2 separate regions of the Homo sapiens genome follow, and region 2 is linked to region 1. A link is an interaction called in ENCODE POLR2A ChIA-PET data of the cell type or tissue named here. Cell type or tissue: HepG2. All regions are shown on one strand.

Region 1 (4,000 bases):
GCCGCTGTCCTACTTCCTCATGCCCTCACAAGTGTTTTCTCAATAGACGCCTGCACACAACTCTCTGTCTCAGAATCTACTTCTTGGGAAACCCAACCTAAGACACAAGAAGACCTCATTAACAGCATATTCAAGTAATCAATAATCAAATGATACAGATTTCTCTACATTTTGTGTAGGTTAAGCCACAGTGTAAAAAAAGCAAACATGGTGGATAATGCTCAAAATATAGAATACATGATCAGACACTCCCAGGGCTTGCTGTATGCACTTCGCATATATCACACATACATTCGTGGAAGAGAAATATCTTAGGTCTGTTTGGTACCATATGATTTTGGCTGTCGCAGGAAGTAGTCTCTTTGCTCATTATAACTGATCTCTGAATTCATTACCATAAGAGACTACCAAGTTTTGATCCCATTATGCTAGAATTTATTTTTGTTTCTTAAAGATGTATAACAACAGGGAGCCCAGCTTCAAGCAGGGTATAGTTGGAAAAAATGAAGAGTAAATAAAATGAGTTTGCCACTTCAGCAGAGCTCCTTAAGAATTCCTCAGTATGGATTCTGCGGCTGCATCTAAAATATAGGCCTTTGTTTTTGAATTGATTTATTATACACATAACAATTCCTAGATCATAGATCGTTTCTACTAATTTGTTTCCATCATCAAAACTTATTCAGGCTTCACTTTTTGAGATTCTTTACAACAACTTAAAAAAAGATAACATTAAAACATTAACAGTATGTTTAATAGCAAGTTATTGATGAAATAAGTTATGATGTGTCCATACTATAAAATATCACGCATCTTTTTTTTTTTTTTTTTTTTTCTGAGACAGGGCCTTGCTCTATCACCCACGCTGGAGTGCAGTGGTGTAAACACAGCTCACTGCAGTCTCCACTTTCATGCATCTGTTAAATAATATTTTAATGGTGTGCTTATTGACATAGACTATATTTATTATATATTGGTAAGTTAAATTATAAAATGAAAAATATAGTTTAAAAATTTATAAATTCTAAAAACATTATTTTGGCAAAAGTATAGAAGTAAATAAATCACCATGATATGTGGTTTATGATTTATTTTCATTTATCTTATTTACATCTTTCTACAATTATGTAATAAAAATTAGTTCGATTCTTAAATAGTGCTGTGGAAGTAGGAATTTGCAAAGAATGTTCAGACTTTTCCCTTATGCCGCTTGGGTAGCTGTAGCTCAGTGTTTGGCAAAGTCCAAAGTATTTTTACATAGCACCAACATAGCCTAACTTACATGCAGAGATTCAGTTACAAAGAGGATCTGTCTTCAGGATTCTCTTATTTTTTTAAGGTTATTTCCCCATTATTTCCTTTTCAGTCTTTGAATTTTGTCGTTCCTGCTGAAAGTTTTTTTTTTTTTTTTTTTTTTGAGACAGGTTCTCATTCTGTCACTCAGGCTGGAGTTGCAGTGGCACATCATGGCTCACTGCAGCCTCTATCTCCCCATGTTCAGGTGATTCTCCCACTTCAGCCTCCTGAATAGGTGGGACTACAGGTGTGTGCCACCACTGCTGGCTAATTTTTTTTTTTTTGTATTTTTGTAGACACAAGGTTTCATTATGTGGCCCAGGCTGGCCTTGAACTCCTGAGCTCAAGCGATCTGTCTGCCGTGGCCTCTCAAAGTGCTGGGATTACAGACATGAACCTCTGCACCCTGCCGAAAGTCATTTTTACTGCATAATTATAGAAAGATGTAAATAAGATAAATGAAAAAGAAAAATTATCAATAATTCATAAACCACATATTATGGTGATTTATTTGCTTTCATACTTTTGCCAAAATAATGCATATAGAATTTATAATTGTTTAAACTATATTTCTCATGTTATAATTTAACTTACCAATACATAATAAATATAGCCCATGCCACAAGCACACCATTAAAGTATTATTTAATAGATGCATAAAGATGGAGACTTGGCCAGACATGGTGGCTCACACTTATAATCCCAGCACTTTGAGAGGCCAAGGCGGGCAAATCAAGAGGTCAGGAGTTCGAGAACAGCCTGACCAACATGGTGAAACCCCATCTCTACTAAAAATACAAAAAATTAGCTGGGCGTAGTGGCAGGCGCCTGTAATCACAGCTACTCAGGAGGCTAAGGCAGCAAAATCACTTGAACCCAGGAGGCAGAGGTTACAGTGAGCCAAGATCATGCCACTGCACTCCAGCCTGGGCGATAGTGCAAGACTCTGCAGTGTCACGGATATTGATTTTTCTTTCACAAAGAATCAATACTGTGAAAATGGCCATACTGCCCAAAGTGATTTATAGATTCAGTGCTATCCCCATCAAACTACCATTGACTTTCTTCATAGAATTGGGAAAAACTACTTTAAATTTCATATGGAACCAAAAAAGAGCCCAGATAGCCAAGACAATCCTAAGCAAAAAGAACAAAGCTGGAGGCATCACACTACCTGACTTCAAACTATACTACAAGGCTACAGTAACCAAAACATCATGGTACCGGTACCAAAACTGATATATAGACCAATGGAACAGAACAGAGGCCTCAGAAACAACATCACACATTTACAACCATCTGATCTTTGAAAAACCTCACAAAAATAGGCAATGAGGAAAGGATTCTCTATTTAATAAACGATGTTGGGAAAACTGGCTAGCCATATGCAGAAAGCTGAAACTGGATCCCTTCCTTACACCTTATACAAAAATTAACACAAGATGGATTAAAGACTTAAACGTGAGATCTAACTCCACAAAAACCCTAGAAGAAAACCTAGGCAATACCATTCAGGACATAGGCATGGACAAAGACTTCATGACTAAAACACCAAAAGCAATGGCAACAAAAGTCAAAATTGACAAATGGGATCTAATTAAACTAAAGAGCTTCTGCACAGCAAAAGAAACTATCATCAGAGTGAACAGGCAACCTACAGAATGGGAAAAAAATTTTGCAATCTATCCATCTGACAAAGGGCTAATAATCAGAACCTACAAAGAACTCAAACAAATTTACAAGAAAAAAACAACTCCATCAAAAAGTGGGCAAAGGATATGAACAGAAACTTCTCAAAAGAAGACATTTATGCAGCCAACAGACATATAAAAAAATGGTCATCTTCACTGGTCTTCAGAGAAATGCAAATCAAAACCACAATGAGATACCATCTCATACCAGTTAGAATGGCAATCATTAAAAAGTCAGGAAACAACAGATGCTGGAGTGGATGTGGAGAAATAGGAATGCTTTTACACTGTTGGTGGGAGTGTAAATTAGTTCAACCATTGTGGAAGACAGTGTGGTGATTCCTCAGGATCTAGAACCAGAAATACCATTTGACCCAGCAATCCCATTACTGGGTATATATCCAAATGATTATAAATCATTCTACTATAAAGACACATGCACACGTATGTTTATTGTGGCACTGTTTACAATAGCAAAGACTTGGAACCAACCCAAATGCCCATTAATGATAGACTGGATAAAGAAATTGTGGCACATATACATCACGGAATACTATGCAGCCATAAAAAAGGATGAGTTTATGTCCTTTGCAGGGACGTGGATGAAGATGGAAATCATCATTCTCAGCAAACTAATACAAGAACAGAAAACCACACACTGCATGTTCTCACTTATAAGTGGGAGTTGAACAATGAGAACACATGGACACAGGGTGGGGAACATCACACACTGGGGCCTGTCAGGTGGTGGGGAGTTGGGGGACAGATAGCATTAGGAGAAATACCTAATGTAGATGACGGGTTGATGGGTGCAGCAAACTACCATGGCACATATATACCTACGTAACAAACCTGCACATGTACCCCAGAACTTAAAGTATATTAAAAAATTAAAAAGAAAAGAAAAAAAAAAGAAAAAAGTGGAGACCGCAGTGAGCCATGTTTGCACCACTGCACTCCAGCCTGGGTGACAGAGCAAGACACTGTCTCAAAAAAAAAAAAAAAAAAAAAGC
Region 2 (4,000 bases), 480 kb before region 1:
CTCCCCCTCCCCGTACTTCACAGATAAACTTACTGAAAGTGTGGTTTGCACTTACCAACTCTACTTGTTCACTTCTGAGTGCTTGACTTTTGATTTTTGCTCATAGTCTGACTTTTGCTTCTACTTCTCCCTCAAGACTGCTCTTGCCCAGGTCACCAGTGACTGCCTTACCTTCCCCAGCATCTGGGCAGCATCGGAATCTGTGCCCTCTCCATTCTTCTCCAAACACTCTCTTCCTTGGTTTCTAAGACACTGCACTTGGATGGCTTTCCCCGCCTCTCCATTTCTTCTCCCCATTTCTCAGCTGTTCCTGTTCTCTGCATTTTGTACTGAGAGCCTCTTTTCACTCTGTACATATTCCCCAGGCGATCTTAACCACATCCACGGGAGCTTTGATAACTACCTGCACAAGGACAATCCTCATTTTTTATTTCCAGACCAGACTCCTCTCAACTTCAGACTCCTATATACAAAACTACCTCCTGGACGCATGCCCTCACATGTCCCACAGATGAACTCAAATTCTGCAGGTTCAAAACTTGGCTCATTAATGGCATTTGCTCTTGGATTTCCCCTCTGGGAGAAAGCCAACACCATTCTCACAGCTGCCCTGCTCCCAAAACCCTAGGTAGTCTTCTCTTCCTCCCTCATTTAACACATCCAGTTAATCACCAAGTCCTGGTCAATACTACTGCAGAATGTTTCTCAAGCATGTTCACCTACGAAGTTCAGCTCATGAGCACCTCCATCTGGGCTGCTACAGTAGGCCGGCTCATCTTACTGCCCTTCCAGTCTTGCTCTCCCTGCTCTTCACTGATCCACTCCCCATGTGGCCAGAATGGACTGGAGAAATCAGAAAGCTTTTACGTGCAATACTTAAAATCCTGCTATTTTTTTCCACTGGCTTAACCTGGCCTATATCACCTCTCTGTTGTCTTCCTGCTGAATGTTCCTATTGATGCATCTGTTGTCACTCCTGTCACAGTGCTGTTCCCTCTGCTGGAGACTCTCCCCTCTCTCCTGGCTAACCTCTATTGTTCGGGTCCTGCTCAAGTGTCACATCATTTCCTTGGGCAACTGTTCCCTGCCCGCACAAGTCTGTGTTAGGTTTCTCTTTGGCGCTTTCACATCACCCTGCACTTCCTTAGCATAGCACCTGGCACACGGCACAGCACGGCACGGCACTTGCCTGTGTAGCCTGTTGGTACCACCAGAGGGTGGGAAGCCTCTGACAGGCCAAGCAGCTCCTGTCTCCACCACATCCCTAGCATCCACCCAAGCGCTCAGCAGAGTGAATGCTTAGTAAGTTTCTATGGAAGGAAGCACAGGAGGTCAGATCCCATGCAACAGGTTGGGTCAACAAGTTCTTGCTTAATGTCTGGGCCTAGCACTACACTACTAACTAGGAGTAAAAAGAGTATAAGAGAAATTGAAGTCTTAGTTTAGGAAATGTCACTTTTATGTTATCCTCATTTCCCCTAACAACTAACAGTGTGAGGCACAAAGCGCTTGAGAAATATATGTGGACCCAAATTAAACACAAAGCAGTACTTGATTTTATAGCAAAATGTGTGCTTAACAGGTCAGAATAGAGATAGCAGTTTGTGCCAGAATAAACAAGAAAGGCTAAAGTGCAAGGAGATTTAAGTTGAAGACTTATGATGCAATCTGGCACAAAGAGGAGAGCCATTCCAATGGTGAGGGTAGAATCAATAAAAGACTAAAAGAGTTACTGTGAGAAGCCCCTATGCAAACAGTGGTTCTCAACTTTTGATGCATAACAGAATCACTTAAGCAGCATTATCAAAATACATCTACCTGGGCCTTGTCCAGAGATTCTCATTTGGCCATTCTGTAGGATTAGGGTAGGGCCCAGGAATCTGTACCAGTAAGTATGTAGTGGGGTTAGATGGAGAGAGAAAATGTTGCTGTTAAGAGCAGGGGCTATCTGGGTTAGAATCCGGGCTCTACCACTTACTGTGTAACTGAACTCGAGCAATTTCTAAACCTTCCTGTGCCTGAGTTTCTTTATTTATAAAATGGGAATAACAATAACACCTATCAAACGGGTTTAGAAAGGCTTAAATTAGATAATACATGTAAAAATCTCAACACAGTGGCCCACACACAGGAATTGGTCAATAAATACTAGCTGCTATTATTAACTACTATCTTACAAGGTCTCAAGTGAGGAAAGCACATTTGGTGGATGAGGGCAAGAGAATTAGGGCATGATGCAGATTTCCAGAGTATTATCATTTTATCAAAAGAACTTAAAATGTGTATCTCATGGCACCAAACAAGTTGTTTAAAGGCCAAACTCACCAATCCCAAAATGCTCGTTCCACATGGTATGCAGACCAATTGTTGCTTCAGACAAATAATTCTTTAATTCATCAAATGGAATGTTTATTTTAAATTCCACATATTCTTGAACTCCTAAATCCTCAGACAGCCTTCTCAGTTGGTTTACCCTAAGTTCATCATCTTTGTTACGACAACCTCCAATGAGGACAAGTTTAAGCGAAGGAGGTGACTCAACCATCTTCTTATTCAGCAATTTAGCAAAGGCTCTGATCTGCAATGGATGATTCTTTTCCGGCCTAAACTGGCCAACAGAAACCAGCAAATGTCCTGGGGTCATCTTTTTCTCATGTAAGGGAATGTCCAGAAATGTCTGCACATCACAAGGTGGATAAACAATGTTAGTGCAATTCCCAACTTTCCATAGTGAGAGAATATGGTTTAGTGTCCAAGAAGAATTGACCATGACTACATCACTGCAAGAACCAACAAGTCCATAAATAAAAGCAAATAAATAGTAGTAGATGAGCTTTACTTTGCTGAGAAAAGGATTCCTGGTAATGAAGGCTGCATTATTAAATCCAATATTTTGATTCTTCACTACAGAGAGCATGTCGGTGCTGATAGTAGGATAATGAACATAGCTTCCAACTTGGCAACCCCCTATATACTTAAACAGAGGAAGCGTAAAAGCGTATCCCATTGAATCAATGTAAACATCAGGAACACACTGCATTAGAGCTTCCCAGCCAAGAAAAATGGATCCTAGACTTTGGCCCAGCAGTGTGAAGTGAGGATACAGTGAATCTTCCACAAGATAGCGTTTCCTTAAAAAAACAAACTGCACTGGGTGAATTAATCTGATGTTAAATCTTCTGAAAGCACCTTCTAGTATCTGTTGACCGTTGACATTAACATCGCCGGTATAAACAACATAAACTGCTTCAGGATACCTAAAATAGAATGTAATGGTTAAGAATATATTAAGTTACAAAAATTAGCCAGACACGGTGGCACGCACCTGTAATCCCAGCTACTCAGGAGGCTGAGGCAGGAGAATCGCTTGAACCCAGGAGGCGGAGGTTGCAGTGAGCCGTGATCATGCCACCGAACTCCAGCCTGGGTGACAGAGTGAGACTCCATCTCAAAAAAAAAAAAAAAAAAAAGCCTGCTACCTACCCTGAGAGACTGAGAGCCGAGACTGCATCACTGCACTCCTGCCTGGGCAACAAGTGTGAAACTCCGTCTCAAAAAAACAAAAACAAAAACAAAAAAAAGAATATATTAGGTTAAAATCAAGCAAAAAGTTGTAGATAACTATTTTCTTACAGTTATAAAGAAGATTTGATTTTTTTTTTTTTTTTGGAGACAGTTTCACTCTTGTTGCCCAGGCTGGAGTGCAATGGCGCCATCTTGGCTGACAATCTCTGCCTCCCGGGTTCAAGTGCTTCTCCCGCCTCAGCCTCCCGAGTAGCTGGAATTACAGACATGCACCACCACGCCCGGCTAATTTTGTATTTTTAGTAGAGTCAGGGTTTCTCCATGTTGGTCATACTAAAAATGATGTTTTCTACATTTTTTATTGAATTAGAAGTACAGTCCTTCAAATGAGACCATGACTTCTAGTTCTTTGCTATTTCCTCCACTGAGGGTTTCACACAGAACAGGCATCAACAGTAAGTGTTGATTTATGAAT

What was found. Peaks named below come from ENCODE experiments on the same cell type or tissue, not always from the same donor. Only the 100,000 strongest peaks of a DNase experiment are listed, where the experiment ranks them.
Region 2: POLR2A ChIA-PET joins it to region 1 with 8 read pairs; 1 of 35 experiments calls an interaction of 5 or more read pairs at or near these places.

Annotation. Positions count from the first base shown.
Region 1 is chr13:51,545,216-51,549,215 of GRCh38, reverse strand. LOC124903175 (a long non-coding RNA gene) reads right to left here and starts at 92. Exons shown (of 4, transcript XR_007063804.1): 1 at 1-92. In HepG2, no CTCF peak of the experiment used is centred here; a DNase peak (open chromatin) is centred at 1,625.
Region 2 is chr13:52,023,263-52,027,262 of GRCh38, reverse strand. It overlaps ALG11 (ALG11 alpha-1,2-mannosyltransferase), which reads right to left. Exons shown (of 4, transcript NM_001004127.3): 3 at 2,326-3,257. UTP14C (UTP14C small subunit processome component) reads right to left here and starts at 2,572. Exons shown (of 2, transcript NM_021645.6): 1 at 2,326-2,572. In HepG2, CTCF peaks have their summits at 769 and 1,220 (motif pointing right); DNase peaks (open chromatin) are centred at 742 and 1,622.